Linked DNA regions of Mus musculus: region 2 is linked to region 1. The links are chromatin loops, found by intact Hi-C in ENCODE. Cell type or tissue: heart. All regions are shown on one strand. Each heading gives the region's core, and the rest is flanking DNA. Links, peaks and the distances in the headings are about the cores only. Region 1 overlaps Bcorl1 (BCL6 co-repressor-like 1). Region 2 has its middle 27 kb from the start of Bcorl1.

Region 1 (9,689 bases), core at 2,533-6,532:
CAATGGTGTACTCATGTACATATAAAATAAATGAATAAATATATTCTTTAAGACCCTTAAGTAAAGCCTAACTCCTCGGAGCATTCATTTTTCCCTTCTGAAATAATGAAGTCCTACAAAGGCTGTGGACTACAAATGTTCTGAGAGGTCTGTCTGCAGAAGCCACACAGAGGTGCTTCCCTCTGCCCCATTTTGAGTTGAAGGTACGTACATAGGAGCTTTCTGTGCTTGCTCGACTGTGCCTCCCTTGGTCTGGTCTGTAGGGGCACAGGTCACTTATATCTCAAACTCAGGTTCTAGGTGAGGAATAACTGCGCTGTAGCAACTGGATTCCAAGATGGGAGCAGCCTCAGCTGCACCTGGCTCCAAGTCAAAGCTATGAACTGAAGGTCACCTGAGGGGATGTTAGCAGGGTTTTAGACCCTGCATGGATGAGAGACTTGAATCCACTAGAAAGCAGATAGAAGAGTAACGGGGTGGCCACCACAATGAACCCTGACGATCCTATCCCTGAGGGTCCAGCTCTGTGTAGCTCCCTTCCCACACTGGGATAAGGTTTACCCAGGTAAGACTACAAAGGGAATGGGGTGTCACTTCCAAAGTCAGGTTCCAAAAGACACTATGGCACCTTTTTGGTTCTCTCTCAAATTATTTTCTGTGAGAAAAGACCTTTGAGGGGATCCACGAGGAAGGGAATAGAGGCCTCCTCCCAATGGTCAGCATCATTTTGCCAGCTACGTGCACAAACTACATACACCAGAAACACACCGATGTAGTCCTGCCTAACACCTGGACTGTGACCTCACACAAAACCCCACACTGGGCTCAGCTAAGCTGTTCCTGAAACCCTGAGCTCCAGAAACTAAAAGATGATACGTGGCTATCTGCTTCTGGTTATGCGGGGCCGCTAGATTTCAGAGTGACTGTTTATGCTAAAAACACGAGCATCTACTCAAAGCCCCCCCGAGCATCCGAAGCTCAGTCCAATCCTGTCCTCTGCACTTTTCTGCCCTCTGGCCCCACTGCAAGTCCAAAGCCTACTCAGAGTTTATCCTCTGACATCTCACTTCTTATTTTCTTGCTGTTTTCCATGGGTAGTTGAGTCTTGAAACCCCTAGGAAGTTTTTTTTTCTTAATTTCCATTAGGATTCTGTCTTACTACTTTGCTTAAGCTGGCCTTCAGCTCCAGGATCAAACAAGCCTTCTTTACCCTCTACACGTAGCTCTCGCTAGTTCTTAAGTTCCTTAGGGGCACCGGTCCCACTGTCACCTTCTCAGTTGTTGCTTACGGCACTGAAGTCAGAGCTGGGCGCATTACAATTATGTGTTGCCTTGATTCAAGCTATCCCTGTACAAAGCCTGGGGAGTCAAAAAAAGTTACCTAGAAAGTTCCATAAAGTCAAGGAAGGGGCACTAAGAGATAAATGATACAGGGCCAGGGAATCTATGCCCTCGGGTAAATTTCAACAAGTCTTGATCAGTTTCCATGGCAGAACGGTGGAGGCACAATCCCTAGCAAGAAAACACTAACTATATGATACTGCTTTATTGCTAGGAAGATGGAAACTATAACACCAGGACTGGAAACCATGGGGAAATGGACTCAGGTTTTGTGACACTAAGCCAGCTCCAGTAAGTTCCTTTCTGAAAGCCAGGCTGCCAGAGCAGGCAAGAAGGCTGCCCGAGAGGGGGAGGGGTGAGACCATGTAAGGGGACCCCTCCCCCCTCTTCCTCCTGGCTCTGAGCCCCTGTGGGAAGAGGCTCTTGTCCAATGCTGCGCTTTAGTGTTGCAGGAGCATCCCCCATCCTCCCCCTGCCTTGCTTCCTACTACAAAGCCCCGTGCCATGGGGGCAACTGGAGCAGGTGTGGTGACTGGGAGAGAAAGAAAGGCAGGAGGGGGAAGGGAGGCTGCAGGGAGAGACAAAACCCTCTCCAGGAGAACATTTTAGCAGACCCGGTGCCAGCCAGAGCAAGCACACAGAAGCATGAGTGTGCTGCTGAGCCCTTTGTGTGGGATGGGGCCAGGGAAGATGGGAAGGAGGGCAGGACCCGGGGACCTCTACCTGTCTCAGAACTGTTTAAAGATGGTAGTGTTTTCTGCCTACTAACCTACTTCCTAGGGAGGCCCAGAAACGGGCAGAAAGCAGTTACTCAGAGACTGCAAGACACATTGACAACCTAGGCCTCTTCCTCAGGCAGACAAATTTGTTTCATGTCCTGATTCTGGCAAGGAGGACCACTGAGTCACCTCTCATAAGTCTTTACTGTAAAATGACTGGAATATAAGTGCCTACCTCTAAGAAGTACTTGGGAATTAAGAGCACCAACAGGAGAGCTGGAGTAAAAGCAACTTTGCCATACAAGCATGAGGATATGAGTTCGAATCCCCAGAACCCATATAAAAGCTGGACTTGTGATACAAGTGCCTATAAACCCAGTACTCTATGGGAAGATGGGAGGTGGAGACAGAAAAAAATCCATTCCTGCTTACCCAGTGCATGCAGCAGAAAAACAGAGAGACTGTCTCAAACAAGGGACCTACACCCGAGCTTGTCCTCTCACCTCTACACACAATATAAGCACATACATTAAATAAATAAAAAGTGACAAGAAGAAAGAGGCGGCCAGAGCCAAGCACGTGTCTGTACTCTCCCAGTGGCTCCTATCAGTCCTGTAGTCTATGGGTTTGGGATAATGGATTCCCTGGCATGCCAGATCACAGTTGGTCTGGCTTTCCCTCTAGTTCTCTCATTCCTGTCTCTGCCTGAAGTGCAAGGATGCATACTGACCCTCAGAGAACACTTTCCGTTATCAAAGCCTGTCACAGACATTGCTTTTGTTCCCCCCAAGTACTCCTGTGAGACAGAAGGGGCAGGGAGCATCAGCTCCATTTAAAGATGAGCAAATAGACTTGAGTGTCTTGTCTAAGCTGCAACAAGGATTCACGGGGGAGGAAGAGGTGGGCAAAGACAAGCATCTATCCCTCACTGGTATCATTTGGGAATTCCTACTTGAAAGCCAGACAGAAGAATAAGAGCTGTAACTAACCAAACCAGCCCAACGTGGTCATTTGATTTTCTGTTGTCAATGGCAGATACCTATCACAGGTACACGCTGGACCTGCAACTCACTTCCTTCAAAGGACTATGCCATTCTTCTTTAGCGGTACATTGTAGAATCTGACAGCGCTGCAAGTGTTATGAACCGCAGAAGCAAATGAACTGGTAATTTTGAAAAGGGTTCAAAGAATGCTTGCCTGGCTAACTGCTAAGTACCCAATTCATTCGCTGCTAGGCTTCCTCCAGAGGCAAAGGAACAGGGGACAGGATGGAGACAGCAGCTAACCTGGACCCTTAAACCTTGGTCTAGGTAACAAAATCCTGGCTTCAACAAGTTACACTCTACCTTAGTTGTCTCAGAAAGTCAGACAGGAGCTTCTTGACTGGATGTTAACAATCTGTTCAGGCTAATACCCTGCCATATTTAAAAATGAGGTACAAGGATTGTTAGGGAAAAGAAATCAGGGGTCAAACCCCATAATTAACTATAACTTCAGTTTCCACTGTTTGAATGTGTCCCGCGTTTCTAGAATACTTTTAGAATACTTTCATACAGCTCAGTGGCCCCCTCCCCCATCTACTTGTTTCCTTTGCCCTCTGGGAGAGAATTACAGCTAGACAGACGTGCTAGAAAGTCGGCCTCTCTAGCCCACGGTCGTCATATTGGTCCCTTTGGTGGCTACATACCCTTGCCTCTTCTGAGGCGTTTGCCATGTGCTTGGTCTTGCACTTTCGCTTTCCTGACGGCTTTTCTGGGTTTTCAAGGCAGGCTGGCTCCTCCAGGTTATCTGGAAGGAAACCGTTTGGTGAGTCCGAGATCCCCTGGGCTTTGCTGGACAAGAGAAGGTTCCTGTTCCTGAGGCAGTGCTCTGAACTTTGGGAGGAAGTCTTCTGCTTACGGGCCTTTGAATCTGAACAAGAAACAGGAAAGAACGACTGTCACAGAAATGGAACACCATCCTTTAGTGCTTTACCATGCAAATTCCCCATCTATCCGTGGGAGGCGCTTCCCAGACCTGCCAGCAGGGGGCAGCCCATCTAACTGGCCCCCAAAATGCGGGTCATTTTGAAAGGATCTCCCCATAGCTCAGAGCAAACCAGAATCTCTTTTCAGCCTTTCTCTACCCCCTCCCTCTCCAAAATCAAAAGCAACTTGGCAGTTTTGCTGAAGTATCAATCAAGTACAGTGGGGTTCAAGTACAAAGTGGAGGGCTAACTTTACGAGCTCAGTTCTCCTCACCTCTAACTGCCTGTCAGTTCCTGTCTGAAGATACCAAGGTAAATGCAACAGACACTCCCCAGCGCAGTATAGGCCTACTTGTGTGTAATGGCAGAAAGATACTGCCTTCCCTGATTGGAAATCAGGTAATTGGTATCACAGGGCAACAACATGTGTCTAAAATTGTAATTTCAAAAAGGTCTACTGCAAACTCCACTAGCAAGAGCCTCACCCCATAGGGTCTGCCTTAAACCTCTTGTGTAGGTGACATAAACCATTCACTTGTATCGATTGGCAATGGAGATGCATGGCTTGTGTGTGTGGCTATGTCTGTATTTGTAGGTGCTGTAATGAGCAGTTACAGAGGTCAACATCAGGTGTCAGGCCCCTCCCTCCACCTTGTATTGAGGGAGGGTCTCTCTTATTTGTTGCTGCACTATTTATTATATGACTTCAGTGCAAGCTCTAGGGGGAAGGGGTATCTCCGTCACAAACCTGAACACCAAGCCTAGCACACAACAGATCAGTAAGGCTATGAATGAAGTAGCTGCAACTTCAGTTTCTACCATGTGTGAAATGAAGAGACTGGAATCCCAGAGTTCTCAACTCACTGCCACCCCAAACTTGAAATGGACTCTCATCTGTAAAACTGCCAAAGGCAGATGCAGATGTAGGAGTCTCTATTCAAGACCAGTGAATTGGCTGGGGTGGGAGGTAGCGCAAGCCTTGAATCTCTGTGAGTTGGAAGACGGCCTGGTCTATGTCGTGGGTTCCAGGACTGCAAGGACTATGCAGACAGAACTTGTCTCAAAACAATAACAACAATAAAAGGAAATTGCACAACTGGCTGTAGCTTATGGATTTAGGAAAGAAGCCCTAGCTATCATACTATCCTTCTTCCACCTAGTGTATTAGTGGGTCCTCACAATATGGCCAAGAAATGCTGTGCTACATGGTCTCTGACACTTCCAGCAAGAACATTCAAACTCAGGTCTTTTTACCCCATTTTTAGTCTTTTTAAAATGTTTTCCCTCTCTCCAAAAACCTAAAACACAAACATGAAAAACAAAAATGAATCAGCATGGCAAAAAAATATGAAAACAAAACAAAAAGCCCATTAAAAAAAAACATGGAGTATGTTTTGTGTTAGCCAACTACTGTGTGCATTCAACCTGGACTAGTGTGTGGTTGATATACCCAGCGACACTCATTGAACAAACCCAATTCTCACTTGCCCAGCAGGTATCCCTGCTCCCTTTTGTTCTGAGACAGAGTTTCTCTGTAAAACCCTGGCTGCCTGGAGAAGCACCTGCCTCTGCACCCTGAGTGCTAGGGATTCTGCACTGCTTCTTTTATTTTATTTTTAGAGACAGGGTTTCTCTGTGTAGCCCTGTCAGTCTTGGAACTCACTCTGCAGAGCAGGCTGACATGGAACTCAGAGGTCGGCCTGCCTCTGCCTCCCATGTCCTAGGATTAAAGGCGTGCGCCACCACCTCCTGGCTTGTTTTATAGACATGGTCTCAGTATATGGTCCTGGATGACCTGAAACTCACTATGTAGACCAGGTTAGTCTAGAACTCATAAAGATTCGCCTACTTCTACTTCTTGAGTGCTATAATTAAAGGCATACACCCACCATACTCAGCCTTAATCCAGAGCTTCTGACCCAACAAGAGGGTTAAAGCAAGAGGAAGAAACAGAACTGTGCCTTGTGAAAACCGTGGAGAGCACGGAAAACCACATCTCGGAGTTCAATAAAGAAGGAAATAAACAGGCATCTACTCCATGTAACCAAGGGCAGGGCAAACTCTGGAGTGTACTCAGTTGCAGAAGAACCAGAGCTTTATGCTAGCCTACAAAAGCACAGAGTGTGCAGGGGACAGGTAGGCACATGGAAAGAGCTGTTTCTACCTCTTTCATAGAATGAAAAGGAAGCGAGCCAAGCACAAGATGAAAGGAGAGGCCATGAGAGTTAGAGAGGAGGGTGATCTACCTGGCTTGTCCGTTTCCTACTTCTCTGACCCTGGCCTGAAAGCCAAATAGTGTAGGTAAGGAGACTTGAGCTTTCTGAGGAGGGGCGTGCTTGTCAAAACTCACCCCCCGGCCCGGGGTTAGAGAGATGCCTCCGTGGTTAGGAACACTAGATGCTCTTCATGAGGACACGGGTTTGATTCCCAGCACTCACACAGAATCACAATGATCTGTATTGCAGTCTGGAGGTTCTGGTGCCCTATTCTAGCCTCCTCAGTAAGTGCCTGCATGTGCTGCACAGACATACATACAGGAAAAGCACCCATAAACATAAAAAAATCAATAAAAATATATTTTAGCCGGGCGATGGTGGCGCACGCCTTTAATCCCAGCACTTGGGAGGCAAAGCAGAGGCAGGCAGATTTCTGAGTTCGAGGCCAGCCTGGTCTACAAAGTGAGTTCCAGGACAGCCAGGGCTATACAGAGAAACCCTGTTTAAATATATATATATTTTTTTTTAAGAAATTTCTGCATGAAAAGATTTGCTAACACCAGTGGCTTCAATGCATAGCTCCCAAAAATACTCAGAGAGGGAGAATGACCTACTTCTCAATAGTTTGGGCTGCCCTTAAACAAGCAAGATACCTTGATCACTGGTATTCAGTATGTTACTGCAGATGGTCTAGCAACGGCTAGCTAAGCCCCTATCATGCATGCTGTGGCAACGTCTATCTCAGTGTTATGGACTAGCTAGCAAATAGGTCCAGGCAACTCCAAAGAGGTCCTTCTGACTGAAAGAGCTAGTATCATGTGCCTTTAATCCTAGTACTTGAGAGGCAGAGGCAGGTGGATCACTGTCAGTTTGAGGCCAGCCTGGTCTACAGAGTTATTTTCAGGACAGCCAGAGCTTTATAGTAAAGAGACCCTGTCTCAAAGGGATAAAAAAGATATTTTAAAAAGAAAAAGAGAAAGAAAGGAAAGAAGGAAAGAAAGAAAAGGAAAGGAAAATAGATTTTAAAAGAAGAAGAAGAAGAAAGAAAGAGCTGATAGCTCCAGGAGAGGCTCCCAAGCTAGGCAAGCAGCCTTCATTAGAGAGGACTGAGTAATACACACACTGCTGGGCGTCCTAACAAGCGGCTGAGGCCAATGGTTTGACAATTCATTCATGACCAATCCATTACAGTTCCGGCAAAAGAAGGGCAAAATTGCCCCACTTGTTCAGACAGTTGATGAAAATGAGCTCAATTACTCTTGAGCGTGGGGACAGGTATCATATACACCTCCACTTCAACAGAGTCAGAAACGAGGTTAAGCCTTCTCGGCATTATAGCATGCCCAGGAACTATGGCCTACAGAATGTGAGCTTGGTTTGTTTTAGATAATAAGGGGACTATACATATTTATCACCAGCTAAAAGTGAATACACTGTAAGAGACAATCGATTGTTATTTCAAGGGAAGAGGCCAGAGAATAAGAAGAGACAAATGTGTTGCTATGGAATCCAGAGATGAGCTTTTTTTTTTTTTTTTTTTTTTTTTGCTCAATTAGAAAGCCACTATGGGAACAGTCCTGAGCGGCACTTAATGAAGTACCCTGGTATGAACAAGCTTTTTATGACTGTCTATCCTTCCATGATGGTATTTAAGCATGAGCCATGGCCATAGAAAGTTTTCTTTTTGAACTGCCTGCTTTCACAGCTCAGGGCCACCTATGTCACCTCAAAACTTTAACTCTAAAAAAACCCCTTGTGGCTTTACCTGAGAAAGCAGAGAGTTTTACATATTTCAGGTTTTCTATTGCCTTTAGAATTACTACATTTCATTTTAGTTTGTGAGCAGAAGCATGCCAGGTGTGGCAGCCAATGCCCTCCCCTCCCTCTTTGTTTTGAGACAGGGTTTCACTATGTAACCCAGGCTGTCCTCAAACTCACTGTCCTCTTACCTCAACTTCCTGACTGCTTGGATGGCAGACGTATATACCACACCTGGCTTGTCTTACTTTTAAACTGAATATCACAGAAAAAAAGAACCTATAGTCTCCAAAAACTTGACTCTGTCAAGCCAATCATAACTCGCTGATAAGACAGTGGCCCAAGCCAACAATATCACAGTGGCTTGGACCACAGGTTCAGATATACATTTTTAAAAGGCTAGTTTGTAGACTAGTTTGTGTTCATTCATTCTAGATTCAAAGGCACATACTCAAGATGGATCTGTGTATCCCACATGTGAAGACTATAGTACCAGGTTCCTGTCAGTCCTAAGGCTCCAGCTGACGTCACAACAGGAACAGCAGCCTAGAGCCAGCCTTACCTGCTCTCCCTTTCCGCCTCTGCTCTTCTTGTTCAATCAGGTACTCCCCGGTCTGGTATTTTCGGCTCTTCTGCCGTCTCCGTTTCTTTCTCTTCACGAGGCCCTCTTCCTCATCATCTTCCTCCTCTTCATTGGTGTCCCACATTTGCCGGGCAGCCTCTGTCCTCCAGGGCATCTCTCGGGCTCGCCACAGATGCCTGCGGCCTTGGCTCAGCAGGGTTTTGTCCTGGGCATGATGGCTGCGGTACTGGGTATCCCTTTGGGTCTTTCTGACTTTTCTCCTCTTTGCTGGGGTGGGAGCGACCTCCTCCTCTTCCTCTGTAGGGAAAACCTCCTGGCTTCCCATGTCACTGTCTGCCATACCAGCAAAAGAGCTACAGATGCTACCTACGGATGGGATATGTACAGAAGACATTCAGGTACTTCTTCAAGGCATTACGTATGGTATTGACACAGCTTCCCTGGAGTAGAAATTTGTAGAACTGAGTTCAAGGTCAGGCTCTGTCAGTTATTAGGGGTACACTTATCTCGAAGGACTGTTCTGGGGGCTCAAGTGAAGTCTTCCACTCTTAAGTACGTACTTTATAGAGTCCAAAATACCATGAAGTACTAGGAACCATCCTCACTCCTCCCCAGTGCAGTGTTAACTTGAATCCCACTCACAAACTCTCAGTGATGATGAGGAGCCAAGCACTGCATGAAGGGCAGGAGAGAGCTGTAGTCCTCTGCTGGTTGGCAAATGGGAGCAAATGAGTAAGGAAGTCTGGGGTGACAACTTAGGTCCTAATAACCTTGTGGTTCCACCAATATGGCCAAGAGAGCTACCTTGGCCAAGCAGAATTGACATAAAAGAAGAGTGTCTCTGACAGAGAGGAAAGGCAGGGAGTCCCTTTCCTATGCCACAATCTGATTCAGGCATGTCCCAGTGGAGTACAGTAGGCCCTCTTCCATTAAACTAATCCTACCTCTTACATAGTTGCAGAAGTTCAAGGATGGACTTTTCTCTCTAGTCTGTCTGCCCATCCACTGCAGCTGTTCCTTGCTGCTGGACAAGTACAAGGCCGATCACCCCAGGACAAACAGCATCTTTCCTATCCTCTTGGGTCACCTTGCCAAGAGGCTATTCG
Region 2 (9,689 bases), core at 3,174-7,173, 69 kb after region 1:
CTGACTAAGCCATCTCCTGAGCCTCAGTTTTGTTGTTGCTTTTCTGTGTTTTTGTCTGGTGTTTTTTGTTTGTTTGCTGGGTGGGTGGGTGTGGTTTTTTGTTTTGTTTTGTTTTTGTTTTTCCTTTGTGGCCTTGGCTGTCTTGGAACTAACTCTATAGGCCAAGTTGACTTCCAATTTACAAAGATCCTCCTGTCTCTGCCTCCTGTCCTCCCACTCCCATACTGGAGCCTATGTCACCACTTCCTGGCATCTTGGCGGGAGTGGGGTAGGGAGGGTGGGGGGTGATGGGTGACATAAGGTGCGACCAGGCTGGTTTCGAACTCACTGTAATCTCACTGTCAACGTGCTCCCAAGGTCATGTGCTCTGCTTTCAGTTCTGGCTTAAAAGCCATTTCAGCCATTCCCATCATAGACTCCAATATCTTTTTCACTGCCCAGTTGTTGTTGTTGTTGTTTTCCTATTGAAACAGGGTCCCATGTAATCCTGGCAGCCTTCACACTTGCTATGAAGCTGAGGGTGGCAGTGAACGCCTGATTCTACCTGCTTCCACCTCCCAAGTGCTGAGATTCCAGCATGTGCCACCACGTCTGGCTCATTGTCTAGTTTCTTTACTGAGCAGTGTTTTATCTCTATGCCTCTAATGTAGCCCATTTTCTAAGCTAAAAAAATTTTTTTCAGTAAAAGCCAAAGCCCAGAGTTTTCAAACGCTATCTCAGGCAAAGCTCCTGAAACTCCACCAGCCATCCTTCTTTATGGTTTCTTTTCAGCCCTCGGCTGTGAGCACACCGGTCCCACCCTTCACCTGGCCCAGCCCTGGCCCCAGAGGAGAGTGTCTAAGAAATGGAAATGGGGGAGTGATAGGGAGAAATAAAACCACCGTGCTGTGGTTTGCAGTGACAGATCAAAGCTTGTTCTCTCCTGCTAGGAAAAATCAGAGCTCTTGGCAGCTTGGAGCAGGGTGTCCATGTAGCAGAAGAACATTGCTTGTAGGTAGAAGCCAGGCTAAAAAGCAACAGTAGTGAGGAGTGGCTGCCATGCAAGGGTGAGGATCCAGACTCACAACCTCCTTCCTATATCCTTGGATGTGACTGAACATCAGACAGTTGAGGCTTCAAGCCTATTCAGCCTAGAAAATTCTTCCCTTGAGAAAGATTCATTGTAGCCTAGGAGCTCCCCTGCCAAGCACAGCCCTGGCCTGGACGTTTGGGGCTAGTCCAGTTAGCAATGTCGCTCCCGGTAGTGACAGCCAATGCAGGGCAGGAGTGTGTAATTGCAACCACTTCCTGCCCCAGCTTGCCCTAGGGCTGGCTCCGCCCCTGAGGATAGTCGAGGCGGGGCCCAGGTACAGTGAGGGAGTCTGGTGGGGGCGGAAAGTGCTGCCTAGCAGCCTGCCTTTAAGGGAAATCAGCTGAGATTCATAAAAGGACGAGAGAGGGTGCCCTTCATTTGCGCCTGCCAGAATTAAAGAGGCACGGGACAAGTCTATTGGCATAACCTGTCTCTGTAAGAAAGGATCTAGATCACAATGCCTTTGATCAGTACCAATCTTAACTTTAGTCTTCATCATTCATCATGCTGGATTGGCAGACCCTTGGAGAGTCAGGGTCTACATGAAGAGATGGTATCTTCTCTGTCTAGGTCTTGAGCATTGTCCTGAGCAACTTAGAGTGCAGAAGAGAGGCAGGAGATGCGTGTTGCTGAAGACCCTGGAGGTGCACAAAATCACTATGCAAATACTCCTCATCTTTACCTGGAATTTCCAAGATCCACTAGCCATTTGTATGCTGTCTGACTACTCAGGCCTTGCAATGCCGTCTGAGTGGAGAGGATGTCCTCCTTAAGGCATCCTGGAATTGCCAAAGAAGGAAGAAATGGTACTCCCCTCAATTCTTCTTGAGGAGTCAGACATCTGAGTAGCTGGCTGGTTGAGATATATACTTTGTAGCAAAGATGGAGACCACGGTTCTGTCCCACCCTCTTGTGTTAGCTATATGACCTTGGGCAGCTTGCTTATCTTCGAGCTACACTCTCCTGGTGCAGTAAAAGGAAGCTACTAATGCTTGCCTTAGAGCTCCTGACAAATGTAAAATAGGACCTGTATGGGACTGTGCTTTGAAAGCTGTAAAGCACTATGCAAAAGCAAGGAACAGATAACGGGATTCTCTGGGTTGGAGTTGCAAGGACCTAGATGGGAAAATAAGAACAGAGCCCAGCTACAGAGTATCCTCTGGAGCAGGTTGCAAGAGGCTTTCACACACAGGTAGGGGTTAAGCCTGTGTAGACTTCGAAGTCGCAGTCGGAGTTGGTTCTGAAAGGGAAAAAAAAAATCCTCAAGGAGATGGAGGGTAGGGGGAAGCCTTGCTATCTCTCCTGTTGAGTCCTGGTCGCCATGTGAAGAAAGGCCAGTGGTGGGTAATGGTTTTATTTGGGAGGAGGAGTTGGCCTGTCAGGACCTTTAAGTGTAAGACGGCAGCTGGAAGTTCGCTACTCACATACCTCACAGGCAGTGCGCACATGCTCCTGGAATGAGCACAGGATGTTTTCCGCCTCTACAGGCTGGGGCAGCGGGGAGGGGTGGGGCAGAGGGGAGCTGGGAGAGCCAAGCACACTCGGTGACAGCTGCAAACCTGACCTGTAGGCTTCTTTATCCCCCTTTGCATTCTGGCAAGGGTGGCCTGGCCTGGGTGACCCCTGCCCTCCCTTCTTTGATCTGCACGAACCCTGTCCTCCTCCTCCACTCAGATGGGACCATTCTCACTGGCTTGATAGATCCTGTGCAATGGTGGCACAGGTTTCAGATATATCTATGGCTATACATGTCAGCAGATTCTGGCAGGTGCCAACATACAAACACATGTTATACATATGCATACTCAAGGTATGAAGAACAAAAGACTGACTTTGTACTGAGGAACATCTCATCTGCAAAAGAAATTTTCTGAGAGCACCTTAGAGAGTCCTTCTGGCTCCAGTGTTCAGTGTTTTGACACCTTGAATTGAGGTTACTTTAAAAGCCAGGCCAATGAAAAAACATCCACCAAAACAGTTGTGATTGTTGGCTGTTGATTTGTCAGATAGTTGGGTTTGAAGACGTTCAGAAAGACAGTTACTTGATGTGAGGTAGCATCCTCTTACTTTACAAGGTGTGGTCTTATACTGACACCCAGACTGTGTGGTACATTGGCTTTTGTATATCAGCTGAGTTTGAGCATTTACATCAGTGAGTGTATCCATGGATGCATGTCGAAGTTGCATCAAAGAATAGGAAAGGCAAACGAGAGTCTGTCAATTAACAGAATCCCTTCCATTTCTAGGTCATTTAGTCAACAGCCCTTTACTGAGCTAGGAAGTGTGTGGGGAGCTAGAGAGATAGAAATAAATAAGGTGTGGTTTCTGCCCTCCAGGGGCTCACCTTCGACGGGGCAGACAAACACATAAACAAATAATTACAATACAATGTGATAATAGAGGCATAAAGATTAAGACTGCATTAGGAGAGCACAGAAAAAGGACCAATTAATTCTGCCTGGGGGTGTCCGAGGCAGAAACTATGCCAGTAATACTCTCACTTTACAACCGTTCTAAAACCCTTGAATTATTACCGTCACAGTCTTACTTTCAAGCCATTTAAGACTTGCACCTTTGTCACGCCCTGGCCCCCTCCTCGAGACAAAGCTAGGAAGATTCAGGAAATCATCCAGGAGAACTTGGGCATGTCTAGTGAGCAAGGAAGCGGGTTTTGGATTGAAGAGTGAGGTTGTGGGAAGAGAACCAGTGTTTCCAAGCAGAGGCACAGAGGGCCTGTCTGCACAACCAGAAGAGGATTGGCCAAATGGCATGCTGGGATCAAAACAGCTCACTGGGAGCAACTGCTACCCAAACCTCTCTCAGTTGGGGGTGGGGGTGGGGAGACGACAACGTGAGGATTGAAGTTGGTGGTGTCATTGGTTTAGCTAGTAGGGACTTAGGAGTGGGGAGTGAGAGAGAGACCCCCGGGACAGAGAATCCAGTCCTCTCTGCCTGTCCAAATGCTGTGGATGGAGATCACCTTCAATGGGCATGTGCTTTGTGTTCTCTGCACTAAGAATAGGGCTGCATTAGGGGTCACTTCTATTTTGCCAAGTGCTTCTAGTGAATGGCAGTGCTGACTTGTGAGATGGTCCCTGATGGGCTGGAACGTCTCTAAAGTTAATATGGAGAGAAGCTAACTAGCTGGATGGAGGGCGGAAGCAATGATCTCTGGATTCTGCACTGGGTTCTAACCATTGCCTTATCCAAGAGACGGTCCGTGGGAAATGAATCTCTAGTCACTACCCTTACCCAAATCTATCGCCTCTCTCCTTCCTTACCCTTGGGACTACCACTTCATCAGGACCAGGGCATTCTCTCCCTTCCTGTACACCCTCGATCTTTATACCTAAAGATGCTACTGCGAAGAGAAGCCTGGGATTGTGCCTTGAATGACCCCCCTAACACATCTGGATTTTTTTCGAGTTCAGGCCAGCCCCCGAAACGGACCCCAGGGAAGTGCCAGATGGAGAGGGCCGGCGATGGGCGGTGGGGAGGGTGGGCAGCGCGGAGCGAAGGGCCTGCCTTTTCGGACTCCCTGCCCCAGGACTAAGACCGTCCCAAACTTCCTGTTTCTTCTGGCCGCTCTGACCCCAAGGGCTGCGGCTCCAAGATAGCTCAGGGCCTGGAAGTGCATGCTGGGTAAGGGCAGACGACCGGGGAAAGCGAGCTGCTGGCAGTAGTCAGCGCCCGGCTGGTGTGGGCACGATCTCCGCTTCCTTCTCCCGCGGTCGTGCTTTGCTCGCGGGATGTGCATCGGGCAGGTGGCTGGGAGGCCCTTGACACCGAGGGCTGTGGGAGGAGCCTAAGGCGGGCGGGGGTGGCCCGAGGGGCGTGGGTGTGGGCGTGGGCTGGGAGTTTCTGCATCTTAAAGAGATGCGGAGTTGCCTTCTCCACAGGCCGAAGTTCGAGCCGACCTCGCCTCTCCAAGTGCAGGAAATCCTGGAGTGGCAGCGCAGCCTGCTTGGCCCAGTCCAGGACCGGAGCTCTCTAGCCCCGCTGAAGCTCTACAGGGAGCAGTTTAGGGCCAGTAAAAGGAACTCTGTCCTTGTTCAGCGAAGACAAAACGGAATGCAGCTGGCAATCGTCTCCCCTAAAGTGGGATTGGAATTTTAACAACAACAACAAAAAAAGTGCAGGCAGATGCTCCGCTGGACTCCTTAGAGAAATGAAGGTGATGCCAATCAATGAGAGGAAGAGGTCGGAAAGGGCAGCTCAGTTCCCTGGTCCTCAAGATAGATTGCTGGGGTTGGGTAGAGGACTTGCTTCAAAGGTGGAGGAGAGGAAAGGTTTTGGAAGGATTATTTGATACATAAAGGTGGTTAGTTAAGTCAGAAGAGAAGTTAAACTCTGAACTCTCCTCTCCTCTTCCTTTGGGGCCACGCACATCCTGCGCACAACTGAATCTCCCTTGTAACTTCCCTCAGCCTCTCAATCTCAATTTTCCTTAGTCTTCGGCTCTTCACCGTGTTTACTTGGGATCGCGAGGAAATCGTTGTTATACTCTCCCTCAGCTCGCTGCAGGGGTCCATGTTGAATGTGGGGTCCAAACAAAATGAGAGGTAGGCTACACAAGACACAGACACGCAGGGGCCTGACTTCACAGATTACCGCCCCTGATTGTTTTATTTTTCTATTTAATTATTTACTTATTGAGGCGGAGTCTTGCTAGGTACCTCAGACTGGTCTGGACTTCACCACGGAGCCCACACTGGCTTTGAACTTGATTGAGCTCCTTCAGCATTTCAAAAACACAAGCAGCTTCGCTCAGTTTATGGCTCCCATTTTGAAGGTGGAGAAACTGAGGCCACCCAGATGGCTTAATCATTTGCTGAGCTCACGCAGGGAGATGGTAATAGAGATTAGAATGGGGTTTGTGCTTCGGGGTCAGATTAAGCAGCCATATTCTCCCCCAAGTCCCTCTAGCTCGCCACTTCAAATGGCTGAATGATTCTTTATTAATTCTCGTTGCCATAGTTTTGGTAGCATGTTTTATTGTTTCTGTCACCTGTGCTAGGTCATAAGTATTCAAGTGATGGAGATGATTTTTTTGTTTTGTTTTTGTTTTTCGAGATAGGGTTTCTCTGTATAGCCCTGGCTGTCCTGGAACTCAACTTTGTAGACCAGGCTGGCCTCGAACTCAGAAATCCGCCTGCCTCTGCCTCCCAAGTGCTGGGATTAAAGGCGTGCGCCACCACTGCCCGGCTACAATGGAGATGATCTTAACATCACAGCTTAGTGCCCACAAGAAGGCTGGCATATACGGAAGGCATTCAAAGCTTCTTTTTCTAATGCTAGAAATGAGGATTTAGACTTCTAAGCTTTTCCTGGTCAAGCCATCCACCTACACACCTGGCTTGGAAGTAGTACTCCTTTAGGGGTAAGACCTGTCTACTGCCACATAGCACCTTCTGTACCCTGGCACTTTTCTTCCAACACCAATGTATGGCAGGCAGTGCAAACATGCATGCATATCAGCACAGAGCCCTGCTGCTTTTCAAAAATATCAGTAGTTGCAGTATGTCTTGGCAGGATTTGGAAGGGACCCTGCACAGTGAGAAGAAGTATCCCTTACCCCCCCTTATTTCCCTGACCCCTCAAAGACTACAACTAGCCACAAACCACATGGCCCACAAGCAACTGAGATTTGTGGCCTTTGGAACTTCCCAGGGCAGGGGTCAGTAAGGAGGTCAAAGGGGGTGTGGGCATCACACAGTCCAGAGTCATTACTCTAATGCCCTCTGGGAGAGTTTCCAATCAATGGCTCTATTTGTCCTCCCTTCAGGGAAGACTGGGGGTAGGGCAGCAGGGGTCTATTATCAAGCCCACCCCCACAACACTGCCTCCCAGAAGCTCACCCTGGGGCCTGGCATTCTATCCAGAAGACAGAAACCAGAAATGGGACTATATCTCTGGGCCTGAGCAGGTAGACTGTAATAGTCTGGAGTTTTATTGGAGGATCTATGACATTTAAAGAGCCAGCAAGATCACTTTGCTTCCTGTGCTCCACCCCCTTTAACCACCACATTTTGAATGACTCGTTTTCAGGAAATGTCCCCCACCCCCAACTCCTCACGGTGTTCTTTCTAGGAGTCTTAGAATCATTCCATGTAAGAAACAGATAGGATAGTATAATGGTTAAACACCTGAAGCTGGACAATGACTAGACCTGGATTTCAAACTCAGTTTTGCTATTAGGTAATAATGAAACCTCTTTTAATTTAGAGGTCTGGACTTTTATTATCTGCACCATATTTGCTTTCTCTTCTAAACAGGGACAATAATAGTACCCACCATATATATTGATTCAATATAATATATGCTATATACAGTTGCCACTTGGGAAGAGCTCAAGAAATAGTGGCCATGGTAACCATTTTTATTAGTCTTTGTCGCAAACAAGTACTATTCTACTTGTTACCTATGGGGCCCAGAGCACTTCACAAGTCAAGTCATTCTGCAAGATCCTGGAGAGATGGAATTCTTGCTGGCACCCCTCCCCGCACAGCCTTTGGGTCATTCGATATGGGATTGGCCAGGGCTATGCCCCACTGTAGAGTAAGTGTGGCTGTGGCTACAGGCAATATCCCCTGAGGGGACTTAGCTTTATTGACTAAGATAGCATTAAGTGGCCAGCTGTGTGTGTGTCTGTGTCAGATAAATAGTCCCAACATCGTATCTAAAATGCCTACTCCTGGCATGTGGGCCAGGTAAGCACCCTGGAAGCAGCCTCTAGCTAAGAGCTTACATTTGCAGAGAAGCTACTGTGGAAATGTTTTTGCCTGATGCGCTTGTTCTATCCAGCCTTTTAAAAAATTTTACCCATGTAAATAATGGGAATTCGCTTTTGATTCCAAACTGTGGCGGTGGGTTCAAGTGATGATAGTTGCTAGTGGTAGAAGGAAGACGGTTAGTTCGGTACGTGCTGGGCACAATGGCGGAGAAACAATATATGGTTCTGTCCAGAGTTCACCAATATGTAGGTTCAGCTCTGCCTTGACAAGACATTTTATCTCAGCGTTATTGTTTTTGTTGTTGTTGTTATTCTACATAGAGTCTTAGCTTGGTCTGGAACTCTCTATTTGCCTGTCTCAGCTTCCTCTTGAGATCTCGCTTCTGAATTCATCCTTATTCGGTTTGGACTACAAAGTGGAGAGAATGCATATCTCCCATCAGACTCAGGGCTGTCCTGAGGCTGGAGATATTGTCACACACCCCTCCCCAAGCCTCCCCACCCAGGACTGGGAGCTTTCTGAAATTGGAGCCCTGCGTCTCCTCCCTTAAGCTGGCGATTCTCCAGCCCGAGGAACCAAACGAGCTGCTTCCATACTCAGGAGCATCTCCAGGACTAGTGAGTGCCCTATGCATTTTTTGGTATTCGAAGCACCCAGAAGCTTGGCATCTAAGGCAGAGCAACTGGCTCGAATCTGGCCAGAAAGGTTGCCTGACGGGCAGAACTCCTGTCCTCTGGCTGGCCAGAACGAGAAGGTTGTCCATTGTAGGAAGACGGAGGGCCCACGTGGTGGGTCCCTGCAAAGGGGTGCTCCGGAGTCGGTTCAGGCCCTTTTATCTGCACCCCCCCTCCCCGCCGCCGCGCAGAAACCCTCTCCCCAAAGAAGGCTGGCTGCCTAGGGAGGGCCCGCAGGGGAGGGGAAAGGAGAGAGCATGAGCACTGTGGGGGCTGGGAGAGGCTGGAGAGGCTGGAGAGGTGGTGGAGGGCCGAGGGCCAGAGACCAAGCAGCAAGGAGCCGCCAGAGTCGCTGGAGAACGCAGAGGAAAAAAGAGGAGGAAGGAAACTCATTCCGCCCCAGACACCAAGTATCTCCTGTTACCAGCGGAAAGGTGCTGCCTCAGAAGAGGTGATCAAAGCCATTGAGAGCGGGCGATCACGTGAACAGAGAGAGAGAGAGAGAGAGAGAGAGAGAGAGAGAGAGAGAAGAGAAGAGTAAAAAGCGGACCGACAGACAGACCAACAAAGAGCCTAAGAGCCCAGAGGGAGGCCAGCAAGGAGGAGGCATGGACCAGGGGCTAAAGGAGCAGAAAGGAGAGCTCAGTGCATGGGCCCACTCCCTCTTTTTCCTTCTCTCTCTCACCATCAACTCTCCAGTCTCACACTTAGGGGGCCCAGTGACCAAATGGGAACTGCAGGGTCTGTTTGCCTGCCTAAGAAGCCCTTTCTTCTCCATCACACTCTGTCTACTCGGCTAGGTTTGACACTTCCCTCTCCCAGAACAACAAAATGGGCAGTAATTGGGCTTGGTAAATACTACTCCTTTCCAGCTTGCAAAGTACAGGGAATTCCCTGTTATCTGCAGGGGATGGGGTGGGGGTGTAAGCTCCCTCTAGGCCCTTGGAGTCTGGAATCCCCCTGACCTTAGAGTACCCCTCAAGGCCACTGGGACATGAGACCCAGGGTACCCAGAGTTCACTGAGCAACAACAAACGAAGGGTTGGGTAGGAGTCTAACTGTGCCAGGCAGAGTGCTAAGCGCAAGGACCTGCTGAACTGGACAAAACAATGCAGTCTGCCTTCTGGAAGCTTTTATTGTGAAGAGAGACAGGTCACAGACAGGCAGAAAAGACCAACTGCAAAAAGGTCTATACCAAGTGCCAGAGGG

Evidence for each region. A loop is a pair of places that touch in the nucleus more often than their neighbours do. Peaks named below come from ENCODE experiments on the same cell type or tissue, not always from the same donor. Only the 100,000 strongest peaks of a DNase experiment are listed, where the experiment ranks them.
Region 2: a loop joins it to region 1, with 5 times the contacts of the local background. A loop is called at or near these places in 1 of 42 quality-filtered maps.

Annotation. Positions count from the first base shown.
Region 1 is chrX:48,378,204-48,387,892 of GRCm38, reverse strand. Bcorl1 (BCL6 co-repressor-like 1) reads right to left here. Exons shown (of 15, transcript NM_178782.4): 8 at 8,563-8,949; 9 at 3,748-3,971. Among named protein-coding and RNA genes, the nearest start is that of Bcorl1, 42 kb to the right of the region's middle. In heart, for the core only: a CTCF peak has its summit at 4,081 (motif pointing right); a DNase peak (open chromatin) is centred at 3,982.
Region 2 is chrX:48,309,973-48,319,661 of GRCm38, reverse strand. No RefSeq gene overlaps it. Among named protein-coding and RNA genes, the nearest start is that of Bcorl1, 27 kb to the left of the region's middle. In heart, for the core only: no CTCF peak of the experiment used is centred there; a DNase peak (open chromatin) is centred at 4,881; H3K4me3 peaks cover 1,440 bases; H3K27ac peaks cover 1,059 bases; H3K27me3 peaks cover 1,119 bases.